Regions from separate parts of the Homo sapiens genome. Here region 1 is linked to region 2. A link is an interaction called in ENCODE POLR2A ChIA-PET data of the cell type or tissue named here. Cell type or tissue: A673. All regions are shown on one strand. Each heading gives the region's core, and the rest is flanking DNA. Links, peaks and the distances in the headings are about the cores only.

Region 1 (5,377 bases), core at 1-5,000, 84 kb after region 2:
GTCACACTGTTAGTGCAGAGCCTGGACTATACGGGCAAGGGAAAAGAGAAGAAAACCTCCACAGGACACCGTATTACCTCAAGGTGAGAATTGCGAGGATTGAGAGGCTCGGCCAGTACTTAGCATTTGGATTCTCTAAAGTTAATTAAAGGTTTTGCTGGAGTGAGGCCTAAGCATCAAGCTATATCTGCCAGTGAAGCAAGCAGAAGTGATCAAGGTATGGAAGATCTCTGACTCTAGAAAAGAAGAGTAAAATGGGGATCTACACAGGCCTAAAGGATAAACCTAGAGTTATGAAGAAATATTTCATAAAAGTGGAAACAGTGAAAAAAATGCCAATCTACTGCTAGTTTAGGGGTTATGCTTTTTTCAAAATTGCTCTATAAAGAATGTAGTCCAGAGGCCAGGTGCAGTGGCTCATGCCTGTAATCCCAGCACTTTGAGAGGCCCAGGCGGGTGGATCACTTGATTAGGAGTTTGAGACCAGCCTGGCCAACTTGGTGAAACCCCATCTCTACTAAAAACACAAAAATTAGCCAGGCATGGTGGCAGGTACCTATAATTCCAGCTACTTGGGAGGCTGAGGCAGGAGACTCGCTTGAGCCTGGGAGGCCGAGGTTGCAGTGAGTCGAGATCGCACCACTGCACTCCAGGCTGAGTGACAGAACGAGACTCCATCTCAACAACAACAACAACAAAAAATGTAGTCCAGGCCAGGCGCAGAGGCTCATGCCTGTAATCCCAGCACTTTAGGAGGCCAAGGTAGGCAGAGAGCTTGAGTCTAGGAGTTCCAGACCAGCCTAGGTAACATGGTGAAGCCCCATCTCTAAAAAAAGTAAGAAAAAATTAGCCTGACATGGTGATGAGTTCCTGTGATCCCAGCTACTCCGGAAGGCTGAGGTGGGAGGATTGCTTGAGCCTGGGAGGCTGAGGCTGCAGTGAGCCATGATCCTGCCACTGCACTACAGCGTGAGCAACAGAGTGAGACACACTGTCAAAAAAATAAATAGACTGGGCACAGTAGCTCACGCCTGTAATCCCAGCACTTTGGGAGGCTGAGGCGGGTGGATCACGAGGTCAAGAGATCGAGACCATCCTTGTCAACATGGTGAAACCCTGTCTCTACTAAAAATATAAAAATTAGCTGGGCCTGGTAGCGTGCGCCTGTAGTCCCAGCTACTCAGGAGGCTGAGGCAGCAGAATCGCTTGAACCCGGGAAGCAGAGGTTGTAGTGAGCTGAGATCACGCCACTGCACTCCAGCCTGGGCGACAGAGTGAGACTCCGTCTCAAAAAATAAAAAATAGTTGTGTGGCGACATGAAACTGCTCACCCACAATCTGCTGAGCTCGCATGTGCGGGGGATGGGGTCCCGTGGCTTCCCCCTGTGCCTCCAGGCCACCGAGGTCCGTATCTGCCCTGTGGAGTTCAACCCCCAATTTATGTGGCATCATACGTGGCACGTATCATACGTGGTACATATGATACCTAAGGTGGAGTGGTCGGCGTTCCTGGAGGCGGCCGATAGCTTGCGCCTGATCCAGATGCCTAAAGGGCCAGTTGAGGGATATGAGGAGAATGAAGAGTTTCTGAGGACCATGCACCACCTGCTGCTGGAGGTGGAAGTGATAGAGGGCACCCTGCAGTGCCCGGAATCTGGACGTATGTTCCCCATCAGCCGCGGGATCCCCAACATGCTGCTGAGTGAAGAGGAAACTGAGAGTTGATTGTGCCAGGCGCCAGTTTTTCTTGTTATGATTGTGTGTATTTTTGTTGACATATACCGTTTCCGAATTCTGCCGTGTGTATCCCCAACCCTTGACCCAATGACACCAAACACACAGTGTTCTTGAGCTCGATATTATATATTTTTTTCTCATTAAAGGTTCAAAACCAAAATAAATAAATAAATAAATAAAAATAAAAATAAAAAATAAATAAATAAATGGGAGGCTGGGCGCGGTGGCTAACACCTGTAATCGCAGCACTTTGGGAGGCCGAGGCAAGTGGATCACGAGGTCAGGAGATCAACACCATCCTGGCTAACACAGTGAAACCCCGTCTCTACTAAAAATACAAAAAATTAGCCGGGCATGGTGGTGGGCGTCTGTAGTCCCAGCTACTCGGGAGGCTGAGGCAGGAGAATGGCGTGAACCCAGGAGGCGGAGCTTGCAGTGAGCCGAGATCGTGCCACTGCAATCCAGCCTGGGCAACAGAGCGAAACTCTGTCTCAAAAAAATAAATAAATAAAATAAGTAAATAAATAAATAAAGGAGGGAGGGAGGAAAAGAGAAAGTAGTAGTCCAAATATTTGCAAAGCCAAGAAAAAAGAGGTATATTTATATGTTTATACTATCAATTAAGGTATTATCTCTATATTTTTCTAGAAAAAGCATAGTTGACCAGTTCATGGTTCTAGTCTTCAACTTAAGCTTTTAGGACCTGCCTCTACCTTATAAAAAACTCCTGCCTCAAAAGATATTGAGGCAGGATCATCTTTACCACTGTTCCCATGCATATTCAGTCTCTATACCTGATTTCTTACTCTTTTATCCCTCCCCAACTTGCTCTCCGTGTTCTTCATAAGAATTGAGTCTTCCAGGCCGGGCGTGATGGCTCACGCCTGTAATCCCAGCACTTGGCCAGGCTGAGGCAGGCGGATCACCTGAGGTCGGGAGTTCCAGCCTAGCCTGGCCAACATGGAGAAACCCTGTCTCTACTAAAAAATACAAAATTAGCCAGGCATGGTGGTGCATGCCTGTAATCCCAGCTACTCGAGAGGCTGAGGCAGGAGAATTGCCTGAACCCAGGAGGCGGAGGTTGCAGTGAACCGAGATCGTACCATTGCATTCCAGCCTGGGCAAAAAGAGGGAAACTCCGTCTCAAAAAAAAAAAAAAAAAAAAAAAGAGAGAGAATCGAGTCTTCCCTTGAAGGGCCAGCCGACTGCTACGTCATCACCTTGCTATAAAACCTTCCCCTCCAGTCTCCAGGACTTTGTGTATTTACTACTGCTTATTTCCTGTGTTCACACCCACAGTCTTCCTGCAGGGACTTCATGAGGATAGATCTTGGTTAGACTTTCCTGATGCTAAGTACTGATTGCCTAGTGGCTGGCAGCCCGTCAGTATTCTGCTCTGCCTGCATATCTTGACTTAGGCCTCCTCTTGTTAGAAAATAATTGCCCTACCAGGCATGGTGGCACATGCCTGTAGTCCCAGCTACTTAGGGGGCTGAAGCAGGAGGATTGCTTGAGCCTGGAAAGTCAAGGTTGCAGTGAGCCAAGATCCCGCCACTGTACTCCAGATTGGGCAACAGAGCAAGACCCTGTCTCAAAAAAAAAAAAAAAACAAAAAAACAAAGCCGGGTGCGGTGGCTCACGCCTGTAATCCCAGCACTTTGGGAGGCCGAGGTAGGCAGATCACAAGGTCAGGAGTTCGAGGCCAGCCTGGCCAACACGGTGAAACCCTGTCTCTACTAAAAAAAAAAGAATTAGCCGGGCATGATGGCGTGTGCCTGTAATCCCAGTTACTCGGGAGGCTGAGGCAGGAGAATCGCTTGAACTCAAGAGGCAGAGGTTGCAGTGAGCTGAGATCATGCCACTGCACTCCAGCCTGGGTGACAGAGCAAGACTCTGTCTCAAGAAAAGAAAATGATTGCCCCGGGAGTCTTCCCCAGTCCTTTGGCTATGTTTGTTCTAATCCACTGCCAAGGATGCCTCAGTTCTGAAATGCTGATCTCAGCTGGCTGTTGAGGGGCTCCAGGCCCTCGCCAACAAGTCTTATTTTCTATCCTAGCTTCCATATGCTAATCTTCAGAGAAGCTGAACGAGACTTCTTTCCCACACTATCTTCTGTATTCCCACAGTAAACTTCTGGGCTCAATTGAGTCTCCTGCCTCAGCCTCCCAAGCAGCTAGGACTACAGGAATGTGCCACCATGCCTAATTTATTTTATTTTTTTGTAGAGATAGGTTCTCACTATGTCGCCCAGGCAAGTCTTGAACTCCTGGCTTCAAGTAATCCTCCTACCTTGGCCCAGTGTCTTGCATGTAGTGGGAGCTCAATAAACTTTAGTTAAATTAAATTATATCTATATTGGGAGAAATGTTGGAAGTTGTAACTAATTTCCTGCTCCATGAAAAAATGCCCCAACCAGCCTCTATATCAACATGGCCAGTGAGCTTGCCTTGCAGACAGCTGATTGCAGGGCTAGGTATTTGTGACAAAAAAGCATTCCACAGACTGAGAGTAACTATGTTTGTCTATAACATCACCCATTTGTTTTAATTCCATCCTCTAGGGCAACACTGGATAAATCTTTCCCTAATTTCACATGACAGTGCTTTAACTATCTGAACATAGTATTGGTGTTTTCCTCTAGGCTGCTTCAAGTTAACCCTCTCTCTTTTTCTTCCCCTTCTGAGGTATTGAAACTCTTTTCATATAAGACGATTCTCAGAAAACTATCATCACCATCATTCTGCTTTGCTTATGTCTCTCTTAGAGTATGACACCCATAATTGAACATTATGTTTGAGTTGAGGGCATAATCCCATGGAAATAACCAGATCAAGCTACCACTGGCAGGTAGTAGAAATATCTAAGACGAAGATGGTTTCAAAACCACCTTCCAGGTTAACTGCATTGTAACTAAAGAGCTATACAATAAATTATGATTAAAATTACATTTCACATTTACAAATTTAAAATAGACCAAGAAGGCTAGGCACAGTGGCTCGTGCCTGTAATCTCAACACTTTGGGAGGCTGAGGAGGGAAGATCACTTGATCCCAATCAGCCTAGGCAATATGGCAAGACCCTGTCTCAGCCGGGTGCGGTGGCTCACGCCTGTAACCTCAGCACTTTGGGAGGCCAAGACGGGAGGATCACGAAGTCAGGAGATCGAGACCATCCTGCCTAACATGGTGAAACTCCGTCTCTACTAAAAATACAAAAAAATTAGCTGGACCTGGTGGTGGGCGCCTGTAGTTCCAGCTACTCGGGACGCTGAGGCAGGAGAATGGCGTGAACCTGGGAGGTGGAACTTGCAGTGAGCCGAGATAGTGCCACTGCACTCCAGCCTGGGTAACAGAGAGAGACTCTGTCTCAAAAAAAAAAAAAAACCCTGTCTCTACAAAAAATAAAATTAGCTGGACATGGTGGCTCACGCCTGTAGTCCTAGCTGCTCAGGAGGCTGAGGTAGGAGGATCACTTGAGCCCAGGAGTTCAAGGTTGCAGTGAGCTGTGATGGTGTCTCTGCACTCAAATCTGAGAGACAAAGGAAGACCTCTTCTAAAAAAATAAAATTAAGAAGAAGAACAGGCAATTAACAGAAGTGTATGACTATATGAAGAAATGTTCTGAAACAAAATATTCAAGT
Region 2 (5,381 bases), core at 147-5,146:
TTTTCCCAGCACCATTTGTTGGAAAGACTATTCTTTTGCCCATTGAATTGTCTAGCCATCTTGTTAAAAGTCAACTGACCATATATGTAAGAGTTTATTTTTAGACTCTCAATACTATTCAATCAATCTTTATGACTATCCTTATGTCAGTATCACAGTGTTTTGATTATTGTGGCTTTGCGGTTAAGTTTTAAAACCAGAAAGTATAAATCTTACAACTGTGTACTTCCTTTTCAAGATTATTTTGGCTACTCTGGGTCCCTTGCCTTTCTATATTAGTTTTAGGGTCAATTTGTCAATTTCTACGGGGGGGAATTTTTAAAAAAGCAATTGGGATTTTGATAGGGATTGCACTAAATCTGTAGATCACTTTGGGTAGTAATGCCATCTTAATATTGTCTTCCAATTCACAAATAATGGCTATCTAATTATTTAGATCTTTAATTTCTTTCAACAATATTTTGTGGTTTTCTGTGTTCAAGTCTTACACTCTTTTGGTTAAATTTACTCCTAAGTATTTTTTGCCTTTTGATATTATTACAAATGGAAATTTATTCTCAATGTAATTTTTAGGTTATTGCTAGTGTACAGAAATAAAGCTGATTTTTATATGTTGATCTCATTTCTTGTAACCTTGCTGAACTTGTTTATTAGTTCTAAGAGTTTTCTGGGTATATGTTTGTGGGTTCTTAAGGATTTTCTATATAAAATATTCTACCATTTATAAATAGTTGTTTCACTCTGGATGGCTTTTTTTCTTTCTTTCTTTTTTTTTTTTTTTTTAGCTCTGGCTGGAACTCAGCATAATGTTGAACAGAAGTGGCCAGAGTAGATATTCTTGCCATGCTCTTGATCTTAGGGGACAGGTACAATAATAGCTGTGGTATTTTTATAGATGTCACTTACAGGATTAAGGAAGTTCTTTGCTATTCCTAGTTTGTTGACTTTTTTTTGAGACAGAGTCTTGCTCTGTCGCCCAGGCTGGAGCACAATGGCACGATCTTGGCTTACTGCAACCTCCACCTCCTGGGCTCAAGCGATTCTCCTGCCTCAGCCTCCCGAGTAGCTGGGGTTACAGGTGTTTGCCATCACACCTGGCTGATTTTTGTATTTTTAGTAGAGACGAGGTTTCACCATGTTGGCCAGGCTGGTCTCGAACTCCTGACCTCAGGTGATCCACTTGCCTCGGCCTCCCAAAGTGCTGGGATTTACGGGTGTGAGCCACTGCGTTTGGCTGACTGTTTTAATCATAAAAGAATGTTGGATTTTGTCAAATGTTTTTTCTGTGTGAACTGAGATAACTGTATGGTTTTGTCGTCTATTAATATGGTGTATTACATTGACAGGTTCTGACCCTTGCATTCCTGGGTAAGTTCCTCTTGATCATGTTATATAATCCTTTAATACACCAGAGAAACAAGATTTCCTCTTTCTTTCTTTTTGAGACGGAGTTGCACTCTGCTGCCCAGGATGGAGTGCAGTGGTGCAATCTTGGCTCACTGCAACCTCCTCCGCCTCCTGGGTTCAAGTGATTCTCCTGCCTTGGCCTCCTGAGTAGCTGAGACTACAGGTGCCCACCATCATGCCCGGCTAATTTTTTGTGTTTTTCATAGAGACAGGGTTTCACCATGTCGACCAGACTGGTTTCAAACTCCTGACCTCAGGTGATCCGCCTGCCTCAGCCTCCCAAAGTGCTGGGATTACAGGCATGAGCCACTGCGCCTGGCCAAGATTTTCTTTTTAAATAACTTCTTTTCTTTTTCAGAGACAGAGTCTCACTCTGTCACCCAGGCTGAAGCACAGTGGTATGATAATAGCTCACTGCAGCCTTGAATTCTTGGGCTCAAGCAATCTTTCTGCCTCAGCCTCCCAAGTAACTGGGACCACAGGTGTACACCACCACACCCACAATTTTCCTTTTTGATACCTGGGTTGTATGTTTCTCAGTTTATCTTGGGAAACAAACCATCCAGTCTACCATGTCAGATGTTTAAGTCTGCGGTATAATAAAAACATATATTAGGTCTTTGTTCCCAGTTCCTGTCACTGACCTCCCAATTTCCTGAGTGACAGGGTTGTCTTTTGTTATTCATAACAAGATTCTTTTGACTATAATGAGTTTATGCTAATGAGGTGACTGATGACAAGGCTCCTATCTAGCTTCAGAATGGGGGCTGGTCTCCAGAGGAACCAACCAAGTGATAAGAGGATTGGAAATTTCAGTCCCACTTCCTGACCTCCTAGGAGGGGAAGGGAGACAGACATTACACTCAATCACCAGAAGTCAATGATTTAATCAATTATGCCTAAGTGATGGAACTTCAATTCAAAAATCTGAAAAACTGAGGGTAAGGAATATTCCAATTCGGTGAACACATCAAGGTGCTGGGAGAGGTGGCGTATCCAGAGAGGGGATGGAAGCTCTGGAGCCCTGCCGCTACTCCCCACATATGCCTCTCTTCCATTTGGCTGTTCCTGAATTGTATACTTTATAATGAAACTGTAATCCCAAGTATAGCATTTTCCTAAGTTCTATGACTCACCCTAGCAAATGATCACATGGAGTGGCATTGTTGGCATCCCCAAAATCTATAGCCAGCTTGGACAGAAGGCAGAAATGTGGGTAAGCCTGGGGACCCAGGACTTGCAAATGGCATCTCAAGTGAGGGCAATTTTGTAGGAATGAGTCCTTAAACTTGTGGAGTCTGATACTAATTCAGGGTAGTCAGTGTCAGAATAGCATTGAATAGCAGGACACCAGTTCATGTGGTAGAATCAGAGAATTGGTGGTTGTTGGAAACACACTGCAGAATCTCTAAACTGCTCTTACTACAGACTACTTACCTGAACAATAAAATAAAGAATAAGGAAATCAAAATAAAGCTTTTTTGTTTTAAGATTTGTATTTTTTTTTTTTTTTGAGATGGAGTTTCGCTCTTGTTGCCCAGGCTGGAGTACAATGGTGCGTGATCTCAGCTCACTGCAACCTCCACCCCCTGGGTTCAAGCGATTCTCCTGCCTCAGCCTCCCAAGTAGCTGGGATTACAGGCATGTGCCACCCCACCCAGCTAAGTTTGTATTTTTAGTAGAGACGGGGTTTCTCCATGTTGGTCAGGCTGGTCTCGAACTCCTGACCTCAGGTGATCCGCCCACCTCGGCCTCCCAGAGTGCTGGGATTACAGGCGTGAGCCACCGCGCCCAGCCAAGATCTGTGTATCTTTAAATAATTATTAAAAAATAATAAGCTTCTCCCAAAGATTTATTGTAGCAACAAAACAGTGGTAATGAGCCCTTAGGATTGCTACCATTAGGGGTATTATCTTGGGTCTAATATTGGTTTAAGACTTGGTCTTTGTGTATCTGGCCAAAATTTGCTTCAAAGAGTTACTGTTAACAAAACTCAAAGCCTAGAAGGTAGCAATAAGGCATGAAAAACAACTCTTAACAAGAAGCCACCTATGCTGTAGCAAAGAAACAGACATGCTTTGATACATAATTTTAACTTATAAAAAGTAACATCAGGCTGGGTGCAGTGGCTCATGCCTGCAATCCTAGCACTTCAGGAGGCCAAGGTGGGCAGATCACTTGAGGCCAGAAGTTCAAGACCAGCCTGGCCAACATGGCGAGACCCCATCTCTACTACAAATACAAAAATTAGCCGGGTGTGGTGGTGCACACCTGTAATTCCAGCTACTCAAGACACTAAGACACTAGAATCACTTGAACCCAGAAAGCAGAGATTGCAGTGAGCCAAGATTGTGCCACTGCACTCCAGCCTGGGTGATGAAGTGAGACTCTATCTCAAAAAAACCCAAAATACAGAAAAAAAAACAACATTTTCACATGCAATGGAACTATTTTCTTAGTTAGGTTTTTACTATATTAGTATTCCATATATTTCAAAATGCCTAGAAGCAATATTATATTTCTATAACATGAAAAATAAAGTTTTAAAAAATTACTACCGGACATTTCATTCATTCAATAAAAATTTATTAAGAAAAAATTCATTTCCAGAAAATCATTGTAAAATCACTGGTAGCTTCTATTTGGGGTCATCTTGTAAGATGGCTATACAGAGTTTTGGAGTAATTTACTAATTGTCTTGAATGGGGCTCTAGATAGACTGTCCAAAAACTTAAGAAAAAATTAGCAAATAACAACATTAACTTTTTTTTTTTTTTTTTTGGAGACGGAGTCTTGCTCTGTTGCCCAGGCTGGAGTGCAGTGGCGCAATCTTGGCTCATTGCAACCTCTACCTCCCAGGTTCAAGAGATTCTCCTGCCTTGGACTCTTGAGTAGCTGGGACGACAGGTGCACATCACCACACCCAGCTGATTTTTATAATTTTTAGTAGTGATGGGGTTTCACCATGTTGGCCAGGCTGGTCTTTAGCTCCTGACCTCAGGTGATCCTCCCACCTCAGCCTCCCAAAGTGCTGGGATTACAGGCATGAGCCACCATGCCCGGCCAACATTAACTTTTAGAAAATAGAAATACTTCAATAATAATGACTTCAACAGTACATTATATCCTGAAGATCAGTTGGAATATTTATTCTTCCTAACCAAGCACACAAATGTGTGTTCATGAAGGGTTTATACAAGTTCTAGGTCTTACCTCATCTATGTTTCTAAGCCATTTGCTGATGTTTTCAAAACTTTTACCATTGGTGATGTCATATACTAGCATGATACCCATTGCGCCTCTGTAGTAGGAGGTTGTGATGGTGTGAAATCGCTCCTGGCCTGCTGTATCCCTGAAATAAACAGCCAATAATTTCTATTAAGCATTTTGATATTACTACATTTCACATAAAGGACAAAACAAGAATAGTTTTTCCTAAGTATATATAAAAACTTTTTAGTTGAAGGAAATTAATAACCTACCCATACTGGATGAAAATCTGAAAGGGAAAACAGTAGGAAGTGACACATAAAACTCAAGTTTATTGAATAAGCACTAGCAAACACCATAGAAACTCTTAAAATTTCATTTTATTTAATAATTTAGTTCCATAATGTAACACAAAAGCAGGTAGGATTTTTAGAACATTAGAGAACTATACCATAGTACAGTCATATTTACATTTAGAATCATTAACCAAAAGTTGTAAAGATAACCTCACTTATAAATAATAAGACAGAAATGTAAATAGTAGTATTTTCCATTATTTAATGCTTAAAGCCAAAGGTGTAAGATGTATTTTGCTCCTGTAACTATGCCCTCTCATTTGTATCATCATTTTGCTCTTTTATGGATCATCTCATCAGCTTACAAACATGTTTTAGTATCTTTTTTAAAAAAGCAAAAATAAGGTCGGGCGCAGTGGCTCACACTTGTAATCCCAGCCCTTCGGGAGGCTGAGGCGTGTAGATCAC

Evidence for each region. Peaks named below come from ENCODE experiments on the same cell type or tissue, not always from the same donor. Only the 100,000 strongest peaks of a DNase experiment are listed, where the experiment ranks them.
Region 1: POLR2A ChIA-PET joins it to region 2 with 5 read pairs; 5 of 35 experiments call an interaction of 5 or more read pairs at or near these places.

The regions. Positions count from the first base shown.
Region 1 is chr2:26,024,553-26,029,929 of GRCh38, reverse strand. It overlaps the pseudogene TRMT112P6. Among named protein-coding and RNA genes, the nearest start is that of RAB10, 6.8 kb to the left of the region's middle. RefSeq lists an enhancer at 855-1,383. In A673, for the core only: no CTCF peak of the experiment used is centred there; a DNase peak (open chromatin) is centred at 3,019.
Region 2 is chr2:26,109,146-26,114,526 of GRCh38, reverse strand. It overlaps RAB10 (RAB10, member RAS oncogene family), which reads right to left. Exons shown (of 6, transcript NM_016131.5): 3 at 4,621-4,759. Among named protein-coding and RNA genes, the nearest start is that of GAREM2, 61 kb to the left of the region's middle. In A673, for the core only: no CTCF peak of the experiment used is centred there; a DNase peak (open chromatin) is centred at 2,126; H3K27ac peaks cover 1,098 bases.